2 separate regions of the Mus musculus genome follow, and region 1 is linked to region 2. A link is a contact called in ENCODE Hi-C or POLR2A ChIA-PET data. All regions are on one chromosome and are shown on one strand. Each heading gives the region's core, a stretch centred on a gene start or an enhancer-like site at or near the end of the contact. The rest is flanking DNA. Distances are from core to core; before and after follow the strand shown.

Region 1 (6,515 bases), core at 2,790-5,289, 95 kb before region 2:
TACCCCCTCCTGGTCATCCCCTCCCATAACCCCTCCCCCATCCCCTCTTCACCTTCTCCTCTGAGTGGTGGGGGACCCCTCTTGGAATTCCCTCACCCTGGCTCTTCAAGTCTATGAGGCTAGGCACATCCTCTCCCTCTAAAGCCAGACAAGGCAGCCCAGCTAGAACATATCCCACAGACAGCAACTTTTGCGATAGCTTCCAGCTCCAATTGTCCAGGTCCCACATGAAGACCAAGCTGCACATCTGCTACATATGTTCGGAGAGGCCTAGGTCCAGCCCGTATATGTTCTTTGGTTGGTGGTTCAGACTCTAATAGCCCCAAGGGTCCAGATTAATTGGCTCTGTAGGTCTTTCTGTGAAGTTCCTATTCCCTTCGGGACCCTCAATTCCTCCCCCTATTCTTCCAAGAGTCCCCAAGCTCCATCCATTATTTGGCTGTGGGTCTCTACATCTGAGTCAACTGCTGGGTGGAGCCTCTCAGAGGACATCCATGCTAGGCTCCTGTCTGCAAGAATAGCAGAGTATCATTAATACTCTGCCAGGGACTGGTGCTTGCCCATGATAAGAGTCTCAAATTTGACCAGTTATTGGGTGTCCATTCCCTCAGTCTCTGTTTTATCCCCCACACCTGCATTTCTTGTAGACAGGATAAATTTTGGGTAGAAAGTTCTGTGGGTGGGTTGGTGTCCCTATTGCTCTGGTGGGATTCCTGCATGACTACAGGAGGTTGTCTCTTCAGGTTCCATGTCCCCAATGTTGTGAGTCACAGCTAAGGTGCCCATTGATTCTTGGGCACCTCCCTTATCCCAGGTCTCTGTCTCTTCCTGGGGATGCCCCCAATCTCCCTGCCCCTTTCAAGTGCAGATTTTCATCCATTATCATGGCCATCTGGCCTTCTCTCCAGTTCCTCCCCACACCTGATCCTGAGCACCCCACACACACATTCCTCTCCTCATCCCCCCAACCCAGTTCCCTTCCTCCATCTGCCTCTTACGACTATTTTATATCCCCTTCGAAGCGGAGTTCAATCATCTTTGCTTGGGCCTTCCTTTTTGTTCAGCATCTTTGGAGCTGTGGGGTGTAGAATGGGTATCCTGTATTTTGTGGCTAACATCCACTTACCACTGAGTACATACCATTCGTGCATGTCCTTTGGGGAACTGGGTTACCTCACTCAGGATGATATTCTCAAGTTGCACCCATGGGCTTGTTGAAGGCAAGAGTTAATTGGACTTTCTCTCTAGCAGCTTGTATAATGCTGACCGCCAACACAGCTGTTATGAGCCAGATGAATAAATGTGTGTACAAATGAATGAATGAATGACCCCCACTCTCCTGGCCTAGAAGCACAGTTTCATGGGGTAGCAGATAAAAGGGTTAGAGCCAAGGCTTAGACCCAGGCAGAGCTCTTGCTCAAGGGTCGCTAGCTGCAACAACTAGATAAATGTGTAAAACGTGGTCTCTGTGCATTTCTTACCTATAAAAGCAAATAATATCGCCATCTCTAGGGAGTGTCTCACGAAACAGAGCCTGATGATTGTTAGGCTGCCATTGTTATTCTTGTTATCAGTTTCTCCTGATCCTAAATGTTCCTCTACGCTCGGTTCCACAAAGACTCTTCCACAGAAGTATTAGCAGAAGCAAATTGAAACCACATCTTGGTATTCCGCGTGTTTTTTTTTTTTTAACATTCACACTGCTTTAAGGGATAGCAACTAAAATATAACCCACTGAGTAGAAATGGCCTGTTCGTATCGCCTTCTACATGGCTCCTTCCCTACCACAGTCAAACAGAAATGAAACTATACAAACTAGGTAAATACTGAAGTGGGAAAGGGGGAAGCGAGAACCCAGCACCCCAGAAAATCTGAGTGGTTGTGTGGGAATGAAAAGCTAGGGTGAAAACAAGCCTTGTAACCTCCATACTGCACATTGGTGGCTGATAAACACAAACATGGCAGAACTCCAAACATTGCCAAGTGAAAGAGGATGTGCTTCATGTCTGTGCCCCGGAGAAAGCAAAGGCAAAACGGATGAAGACAGTTCAGACCCCAGTTGTTTCTAATAAATGAAATTTTATACATGTATTTATTTAAATGGATAGAATGTATTATTTATTCTTACTACATTTGTTTAAAACTTAGCATGTGCATTTATGTGTGTGTGCATGCCACAGTACATACGTGGAGGTCAGAGGACAAACTGCTGGGGTCAGTTCTCTCCGTCTGGGGAAATGAACTCAGGTCGTCAGGCTTTACCTCAAGCACCTTATCCTGCTGAGCCATCTTGCTGACCCCAAACTCTATTGTTAAGAGAATTAAGCCTAAAAAAGAGACCCAGGAAAAAGTTCTTCAAGCTCTGGATCTCATAGAACTCCCTGTGATGTTTTCCATGTGTACTGTCCAGCCTAGCATCCATGGGCCACATGTGGCCCCTGAGCTCCTGAAACGGAGCTAAAACATCTGAGGAACTGAATTTTAAACTTTAGTTCACTACTGAATTTAAATAGTAACAGCCAAATGTGGCCAGTGAGTCTCATATTGGACAGAACACCTTCATGCATCATGGATAAGAGAGAGGCCAGTGAATTCAGACTAGCCTGAGTCTCGAACCATCGTCAAATGCTGTGTGACTTAGGTAGCCTTCCTCATTATGAAACAGGACTGTTATCTACTTCCTGGGGGTGACAACACAGTCAGGCTCTTAGTGTATCCATGGAAGCATGGGCAAGACCCAAGGATTCAGAAACTCTTCCAGCCAGGTGCCTTCTAGGTACTGGTCTTGTCTCATCCACTACAGTGCTGGTCCAGCAGGTGGCGCTCCTATATATTGGGTGTCATCTATTCCTTTTAAGATTTATTTATTTGTTTGTTTATTTATTTATTTATTTATTTATTTATTTATTTAATATGTATGAGCACACTGTAGCTGTCTTCAGACACACCAGAAGAGGGCATCGGATCTCATTACAGATGAGTTGTGAGCCACCATGTGGTTGCTGGGATTTGAACTCAGGACCTCTGGAAGAGCCAGCCAGTGCTCTTAACCGCTGAGCCATCTCTGCAGCCTGGTATCATCTATTTTTAATGCTGACTTTTCCCTGCTGCCAGGATGTTCCCTTACCAGGCTGTTTATAGGTTAGAGATGATTCAGAGCTACGTCAGCCAGTCAGTCGGTAGCTTTCATCTTTGCTGCCAGGGCCAGAGCTACTCAGCATCTTGTTCTCATGGAGAGCCCAATGCAAAACCCACTTTCTCTATGTAACCCCCTAAATCAACCCACATCCACATATTGTTGATGACACCCTACTGTGCCTGGCAGGGTACAAAAAGGTTTCCCACCCATAATCTCAAATCCTCAGTATGCCTTGTTGAGCTAACACCAGCAGGTAACACTAGGCTGTGTGCCCATTATAGAGGCAGAGGGTTTAACCGAGGTGTCTGACCTCTGGTGAGCATGCACCAGGCATTAGACACAAAACAGGTGATGTGCTTCTCTGAGTGATCAATGAAGTCCCTACTCCAAGGAGCAGGAAATATGATGAATGATCGTGCTGTGCTGTGCCTGGCCTTTACAGGATTCTATAAGGACACATAAGAGAGAGAAGCTCTAGGGGGCTACGCATCATCCCTGTGGCTGAAATGGCCACGGTTTTAGCTATTTTAAAAGTCACACCACCCAAGTTTCACATTTCTCTAGAGGTCTGCCAAGACCAATTCACATTGCACCAAGGTCTTTAGGTGACCAGCTGGGAATCCCTTGGCCCCTTGCTTCTCCTTCCCAAGGACACGTTCTTGACAGTGTCATGGGCTCCAGAGGCTGTCTGTGCCTGCCAGTTAACCCAGTGCAGAATGATGGGACACAGCAGGAAGCCGATGCCAGAGCGGTTGGGGCTCACAGCACACAGCCTGGAGAGCAAGCTTAACAAGTACAGCGCTGGCTAGCACGTGGGACCATTCAGTCTTCCCACTAGACCCCACCCCCATGTCACCGCCATCTCCCACTGGCTACATGGAAGTGCAGAACACTAGTCATCACCTAGTCCTAAGGGTCTGGCTTCTCTGCCAATCTGTGACCTCCTTAAAGTGAGATATTATTACTAGTCACCTGTGTTTGCATGCCTCATGCCTGCTGCTGCTGGGCAGAAACTGGGTGAATATTGTTCAATTGAATTGACTGGCATCTTTTTATTAAAATCTACATAAGAATGCTCTCTGCTGAGATCCCAACTCACTCCAGTCAGTTCTATACTTAGCTTGAGATTTCTCCAGAGCTTGGCTCTTCCAAGCGCTGCAGCCATCGGTAGACGCTAACGTGCTTCGCTAAAACAGGGAAAAAAAATCCACCACCACCACAAACAAAAACCAGGATTTAAAGATGGCTGTGACAAATCAAGTGCTTCAGCTCTGTGAGTAAGCACTTGCTAGTTAGCTCCCAATTTTTCCATTGGTAAAGTGGGATTAATAATGTCTCACCTGTATCATGTCGCATTAAACCTCAAAATGCCCGAGAGAACAAGTGGCCAGTAAAGGCAAGCACAGGTCCAGTCTTGGGCAAGGAGAGGAAGGGACATACCTCAGAGGCAAAAGTGAACAAGAAAAGAAATAGCTCAATCAAGATAAATGCGCGTATTAGCTTTTGGGGGCCAATGTAACAAGGCAGCTCAAACTGGGCAACTCGTTCTGAAAGCTGAAAGTTCAGAGTCAAGAACTTTTACTCCTTTTAGAATTTTTCCATCCCTGCTGGAGCCCAGAGGAGCAGAGAGTCTGCTTTGGGACTCCTGGGATGGCACCATAGAAGTGAAATGTCCTTGAAGGATGAGGGGGACCTCACATGCCACACCAAAGGGATGTAGAGAAGCCAACGCACAGGGTGCATGGGCGCTGGACACACAGGGTGCATGAGGATACACTGTGCATGAGGACACACTGTGTGCATGAGGACACACTGTGTGCATGAAGACACAGGGTGCATGAGGACACACTGTGCACGAGTGCAGGACACACTGTGTTCGTGGGTGCTGGACTCACAGGGTGCATGAGTGTTGGACACACAGGATACATGTGTGAGGGATGAGGGCTGAGTTCAGGATGAACGTGTTCCTTCCCCCTGCAGTGGTCTTCATGAAGCCTGTGCCCACCCCACCTCTTCCTGGCCTGCTCCCATTGATGCATAGGGTGGTAACATTTATCACACTGTGCTGTGATTAGCTATTTCCTTCCATGAGCTCTTTGAGGTTGGAAACTTGACTACTACAGTATTCTGAGTTTGCTGGCTACATTACAAAGATGAATGGGAACAAACAGGAGTCATCTTATACACATAGAAAACAAATGTGCAAAAATACAAGAGTGGATGGGCTGGCAACCAGCTGGAGACAGTGCACTAGAATGCTTCAGCAACAGTGGCTTCTAGAGGAAGACTGGAAAGGACCTGAACAGGAATAGGGACAGTGAGGCAACAAATAGGATGTCCAGGACGGAGATTGCTCTGATTGCCCAGGTGGGTCCAGCATGGGTGGAGGAGGTAACCATAGAGACAGCAGCATGAGAGGAAGTTGGCACTTCACATGAAAGTGGAGAAAAGGGTCATGAATCTAGAAACACGCGATTCTTGTAGAACAGCCTTACTGCGACTTTGATTTTAATCTAATGGGACATTTTGTCCCCCAGAACCGTCAAATACATTTGGACTGTGTCTGGCTCCTCTTCAGGACCGTTTGTTACAGCGGCAACAGAAACCTCATACTCTGTGCTTTGCGGGAGTCTTGGCTTCAGTATGCTGCTGGCTAGCTTGTTAGTGAACCGTGTAACAGATGAGCCAGCAGCTGGATGCAGAAGCTTTGACCATTTATGTGAAAGGCCCTTCATTTGCCAACCCTGACCTATCACTGGGCTGAGAAGCCATCTATTTTTAGCAGAAACCAGGGCATAGTCTTTCTGAGCCCTGCTGTGTTGTTACATTTCTACTCCCTGCACTGCCTTCAACATGCAAGATCTGCTTACAGAGATATCAGCCACCCACAAGGACAGCCTCATGGGAAGCTCTCTTCTTCATACAAAGACACCAAGTCAAACGGGGTAGCAAACAGCTCAGTAGAAAAGAGAAGCCCAGTGTCCATGATGATGCCAAGCAAGCTTTAGAGCCACATCCTTACTTAATGCTCAGTTAGCCTTGGAACCATTGTCTGCCTTACACTCTGAAAATCCCAACTAGGATAAAAGAAAAAAACATAGCCAGGATTTAAGCTAGGTTCTCTGGGAGTTTCCTCTACCTCATGGAGAGACAGACAGACAGACAGACAGACAGACAGACAGACAGACCGACAGACAGACAGAAGGGCTGTCTGAGACTGTTACCCTTCCAGGATCTTTAGGAGAACCCCTATCAGATGATGACAGACCCTCATTTTCTGCCCACAGTGTGCAGTTGTGTCCATGGTGTGTGCAACAGCGGGATCAGTGGTGACGGAACTTGTGAGTGCTTGTCTGCGTACAGGGGGCCCAGGTGT
Region 2 (5,950 bases), core at 718-3,217:
AGCATCTAGAGAGATTCCAGGATCCAGGAACACGAATGTCATGACCTCATGGCAGTCCTGTTACGAGCAGCCTGCATCCCTCCCCAAAATATATCTGCTGATTCTCCCATGACTTCTTTTTCTTTTCTTTTTTTTAAAATATTTTTATTATGTATTTTCTTCAATTACATTTCCAATGCTATCCCAAAAGTCCCCCATACCCTCCCCCCCACTTCCCTACCCACCGATTCCCATTTTTTTGGCCCTGGTGTTCCCCTGTGCTGGGGCATATAAAGTTTGTGTGTCCAATGGGCCTCTCTTTCCAGTGATGGCCGACTAGGCCATCTTTTGATACATATGCAGCTACAGTCAAGAGCTCCGGGGTACTGGTTAGTCCATAATGTTGTTCCACCTATAGGGTTGCAGATCCCTAAAGGGTACTTTCTCTAGCTCCTCCATTGGGAGCCCTGTGATACATCCATTAGCTGACTGTGAGCATCCACTTCTGTGTTTGCCAGGCCCCGGCATAGTCTCACAAGAGACAGCTATATGGATCTATGCTGTACCAAACAAGCAGGATCTCACTAAGTCTGAAACTGGATAAACTATCTACTGCTGCTCAACCTATCCCAGGCCCAGGCCTCCAGTGGAGTATGCCTGATGCCCTGGCATGTCACATCTGGGACACTGGGGTCATCCAGGCCTCTGACAACCTGGATCAACATGACATTTATACACACTGATGATTTCTCTCATTCAATTCTTCTGCTCCCCAATGAGACAAGGACTAATTACCCCCAACTTGCTGATGAAAAGACTAGCAGTGAATTGTTTTCCAAGGCATTTTAGTTTCATTTCCTATTGCATGATAAAATTACCCTAACACAGCAAACTAGGGCAAAGGGGGTTTATCTGGGTCACAGTTCCAGGTCACAGTCCACCACTGCAGAGAAGTCACAGTGGTGGGAGCTTGAGAGAACTGGTGACATTATATCCACAGCCAAGATCAGAAAGTAATGAATTAATGCATGGTCTCCATTGCTGAGTCTAGATTGACAGTTCAAACTCACCATCAGAATAGGGCTGCTGTAAAATGTAACCATAGGCTAGGTACAAAATTTTATATGTGATTCTTGAATCATAAATCTAAAAGCAGTGTCAGCGAGGATGTTTCTGAAGGCTCTGGGGCAGCCTCCTTGCCTCTTGCAGCTGCTAGTGACTCTGGTATTCCTGGCTGTAGCTGCAAACTACAGTTTATGTCTGTGTCTGTGTCTGTGTGTCTGTGTGTCTGTGTGTCTGTGTATCTGTGTGTCTATGTCTGTCTCTCCCTCTCTCTTTCTCTCTTTCTCACCCTCCCTCTCTCCTTCCACCTTTTGTTCTTATACAGACACCTGTGAGTTTAAAAACCTCATCTCAAGACCCTTAATGACATCTACGAAGATCCTTTTCTAAAGAAAGTCACAATCACAGACAGGTACCTAGGGCTTAAGGACTTAGCCATGTTTGGAGTGGATACAATCTTTCCTGCCTCTGGCTGGCAGGAAAAAAAGATCCTTATCTGAGATCACAGAACTAGAATAAGACAAAACCAGAGCTCGAACCCACAGCTGTCTAACTCTAGGCCTCACTGTAGACCAAGCACCTTGATGCACTGTTTTACGTGTGCACTCCCAGTGGATGCTGGGAGAACCAAATTGACCACTGTAGTTGAACCCTCCCTCACCGAGCAGCTCTCTTTGCCTCCTTGTTTTTGTCTGGCCAGCTCAGGAGAACAGTGATCATAAGGACAATAAAGAAGCTAGGACACAGAGGCAGCTGGGATGTGGGGCTGTTGTTATGAGAATGGCAGCCTAGCCGGCTCTATTTGATAGTGGTTCTGTGTTGTTTTGGCCAAAGACTTAGGACATAGCTGCCAGGGAGGCCCAGAGGCCATTTGCTGCCCTCTTGCAAGCTAATGTTCAGGAATTAGCTCTCAATTCCAAAGTCATTAGGGGCGGAACAGGGAACCCAGCAGGAAGCTGGAAGACTTGGTGCCTCTCTAATGAATGCCATCTCCGGAGCCTCAGATCCCTGATGCTCTGAGTAGTGCCAGCCAGTGTTGGCTGTGTAAGAAGAACAGAAATTTTAATGTGGATTTTTTTTCAGTTTTTAAATGATGGTAATCACTCAGAGGAGAAGGCAAAAACTCTTTAAACATCAGGATAAGCAAACAAAATAGTTGTGGAGCTGCCCAAGGATCATGTGTTTCTCCCCAAGTGCCAAGAGCCAGGCAGTGGGCCCATCTGAGAGGTCGTTCCAAAACAGTCTCTGTCCCTCTAGTGCTGCTGCAACAGAATCCTCAGTAACTGAACAGAAATTTAATTCTCATACTCTAGAAGCCAAGGTCAGGATGCCAGCTTGTGGTACATGCCTTCTTGGTGTGTCATGACAGGCTGAGTGAGCGAAAATGAGGGAAAGGGAGAGAGAGAGAGAGAGAGAGGGAGAGGGAGAGGGAGAGGGAGAGGGAGAGGGAGAGGGAGAGGGAGAGGGAGAGGGAGAGGGAGAGGGAGAGGGAGAGGGAGAGAGAGAGAGAGAGAGAGAGAGAGAGAGAGAGAGAGAGAGAGAACCTCGATGCCAGTTTCAAGAGTAGAGAGCACTAGGTGAGGGCAGGAAGGAGTGGGTCAGAGAACAAGTATCCAGAACCACACGGAGTGAGTGCCCTCATGGTGGGGGGGGGGGGATAACCCACAGCCCCTAGACCTCTGGAGTTGACAGAAATCAAGAGGGCTGTGACAAGACCAGACTCTTCTGTATGGTCTTGGAGTTTGCTGGGTATTGCAGCTATCAAAGTTCAGGTTCATTGGCTGGAAGCTTAGGAGCTTGCTTTTCTAAGCAGCAAACAGAACTTTATCCTCTTGGGGTAGGATTCTAGGATGCTGACAAGCATTTTACTCAGAACGTATTTTGGAAAAGAGTCTAGGAGACAGGAAGATCTCGCAGCAGGCATTAAGCCTGTCTGATGGCTCCTCTGCTCCTGGATAGATCTGCTTTTCCTGGCTCCGAGTTCCTTCCTCACTGGAGGCTGCTCAGGAGCAGAGGCTGTGGAGATGCCGCCATGGCAGCTCACTTGAGCTGTGTTTGTATTTTAGCCTGCTCTTCCACGGCTCATGAGCTCTTGAGCACAAGGCAATAGGTTCCATTTCCTAGTGGCTTTCTGTCATCTTTCCTATGACCAAATCAGAGTTCGGCCTAAATATGGGAACTGTCAACCATGCAGAGTGCTTATCCACGGAGGGCTAGAGATCTGGTTATACAAGCCTGCTGTCTCGTGAGAGAAGGTTGCATACATAATGACCCACAACCAAGGGGCTGTAAGGCAAGTCCGAAAAAGGCAAGGAAGACTGGTCAAAGTTGGGGAGTAAGACAAAATGTGTGTGCATTTATGCGCATGCACATGCCTGTGTGTGTGTGTGTGTGTGTGTGTGTGTGTGTGTTACTAGGGATTTAGCACAGCCTTTGCACAGGACAAATAAGTATTCTACCACTGAACTGTAATATTCAATGAATTTCAGCACAAAATTGCTTAGCAAAAATTGACTAACTTCCTACTCTGACCAAATCCCTCCTCCACTTCTTGGCAACTTTACCAGAATAACGGCGGCTGCAGTCCATTTGCCTTCTGCAATCACACAGAACAAGATCAAAGGACATGTACCTGCAAGCCAGACTACACGGGTGATGGAATCGTCTGCCGTGGCAGCATCCATTCGGTAATGACAAGTCTCCAGGAAGTCAACTCCACTTCCCAAACTGCTGAGAATCCCAGTTGCGGGGGACTTGCAAATAAATCAGTTGCAATGAAAAGAACTTTGCCCAGGGAAATTCCTACGGCCTGGGGAGGGTGTCACAGTTAGGACTGGCCTAGCTCTAGAGTCAGAAACATCTGCGTTTGAAATTGAACTCTGCCCAGGAGTGGCACTGTGACACGGAGTGATGTCACTTTTCCTCCTTGGTATTTTTTATAAAGTTTTTTTTTAATTTATTAGTGGAGGGGGTGCTGAATGTTGGTAAATGTGTTTGGAAGTCAGAGGACAGTTTTATGAAGTCAATTCTCTCCTTTACGGGGGTTGTTCCTTGGCAAGGGTTTGACCCTCTTAGACCTCCCCTTGTCTGTGATGTCACTTTCCTATGCATCACTCTGGGTCTGGAAAACAATAAGGACACCAACTCTATCCAAGTTATTACAAAATTAAATATGGTGATAGATGTCAGGAGCACAGAGCATGTAAGATTACAGAGCATTGCCGTGCTTTGGGTTGGTGTGTGAAGGGACCTTTATGGTATGAGTGGTATACAGAATGAGATGACTGTGGGTCATGTATGTGTTGTAATGTAAGTGTGGATATAAGGTGTGTAGAGTGACATGCATATACAGAGCATGGTGACTATGACATACTATGTGTGGTGTGTGGATGTGTGGAATGGTATATGGATGGTGTGTTTGTAGTGTGTAATATATGTATCGTATATGTATGTGGTATACAGTGGATATGAGTGGTATGTATGGCATGTGTGTGTTTGTGTGTGTGTGTGGCATATGAGGTATATGTGTGTATGATATATGGTGTGTATGTCTGTGTGTATGGCATGTTTGTGGTATATGGTGTGTATAGTGTATTGTGTGTGTATGTGTAGTATATGGGGTGTGTCTATGTATGGAATATGGTGTAGTGTATGTGGTGTATGGTGTATATAATATATGGTATGGGGTATGCTATGGTATGTATGTCTGCCGCAGACCCTCTGGGCCCCTTTGTCTGTGTGGAACGGGTCTCTAGTCTCGGGTGGACAAAGCGTAGGATGAATTGACAGACAGACGCACACAGGAGAGGTCGTGTGGAATCTGAATGTAATTTTTCAAATCGAGCATCAGACTTTTTATGCAGAAGACAATAAGGAAGTTGGGTGACATATTTGTAAGGTACAAATGAGGTAACCGGAATCTTACATAAAACAGAGGAATGCAAACACAAAAGGTCTAACGGGGAACCACCTGGGATAGAATTTATTGTTAACAACTGGGATCAAAAAGGGCTCTACCTAAGATTCGCTTAATCTTAGAAGCCAGGGTCAAGGGCTTCGTGCCCTTGCCATAGTTCCTATTTTAGTCTATTGAATAGTCCACCTTCCCCTTAGGCCATTGTAAATACGTGTGTATGGGTGTAACTCAGCTATAGTCTTAGAAGCCAGGTGGGAGGTCTTTACTCTCTTAGGACAAGGGCTTTTACACCCAAGTCATGGTTCTAACTAGGGAGTTCCGTTCTAGCTAACCATCTCATAAATAATGCAATACTCTAAAACCACAGCCCAATCTACTTCCTAAACCATTGTAAATTCCTGTATATGGGAGCAACTTGGCTTTTATTGATAATGTAATACCAGAGGCTATTCTGAATGTCACTGTCTAGCTCAAGGACGTTCTAGGACTGTTGGAACACTGGCGGAAGGCTTTAGCTATGTCAGAATTCAATCTTAAAAGGCACTTATAATAAAGAGAGCATGTGGATCCATCCACTAGACTAACGCGGGAATGGAAAATTTAGAGAGCATGCCAGACTCCAGGAGCGAGTTTCCGTGACACTCTTTTGCCTCGAGAGTAGCTTTCAAGTCTCTCGGCTTGTCAAGCTGACTCAACTAGAGCGCATGGCATTTCTCCCTTTCTTTTTTTATGTTTTAGTCGAATTCTAGGATGTCTCGCCTCGTCGTAGCTACAGACCTTAGGAGCACTCTAAAGATGAGTGGAAACACAACGATTACTAGTAAAACAATGCCAAAAATAATAACAAGTAGGATTATATATTGAACCCAATCCAGGGGGTTCAGTGTACTTAGGTTGTTTTTTAAATCTCTAGCCAATTTATCAATGTTTTAAGTGTCTAAATGACTTTTACTAATCTAGATCCATCCACTAGACTAATGCAAAAATAGAAAA

What was found. A loop is a pair of places that touch in the nucleus more often than their neighbours do. ChIA-PET counts read pairs that join two places held with the same protein, here RNA polymerase II (POLR2A).
Region 1: a map of gastrocnemius shows a loop between it and region 2 (2.5-fold over the local background). The contact joins two enhancer-like sites. A Hi-C loop is called at or near these places in 1 of 37 maps with a recorded cell type or tissue (gastrocnemius). POLR2A ChIA-PET finds 5 or more read pairs at or near these places in 1 of 5 experiments (embryonic stem cell).

What each region holds. Positions count from the first base shown.
Region 1 is chr10:86,972,844-86,979,358 of GRCm38, reverse strand. It overlaps Stab2 (stabilin 2), which reads left to right. Exons shown (of 69, transcript NM_138673.3): 6 at 6,427-6,515. All of the region lies in intron 1 of Gm16271 (predicted gene 16271), which reads right to left. Among named protein-coding and RNA genes, the nearest start is that of Gm16271, 4.0 kb to the right of the region's middle. Within about 2 kb of position 4,039, at least 1 of the 3 ENCODE cell types and tissues checked has a DNase peak (open chromatin) inside an H3K27ac peak, as active enhancers do.
Region 2 is chr10:86,876,608-86,882,557 of GRCm38, reverse strand. It overlaps Stab2 (stabilin 2), which reads left to right. Exons shown (of 69, transcript NM_138673.3): 45 at 3,609-3,728. Among named protein-coding and RNA genes, the nearest start is that of Gm16271, 93 kb to the left of the region's middle. Within about 2 kb of position 1,967, at least 1 of the 3 ENCODE cell types and tissues checked has a DNase peak (open chromatin) inside an H3K27ac peak, as active enhancers do.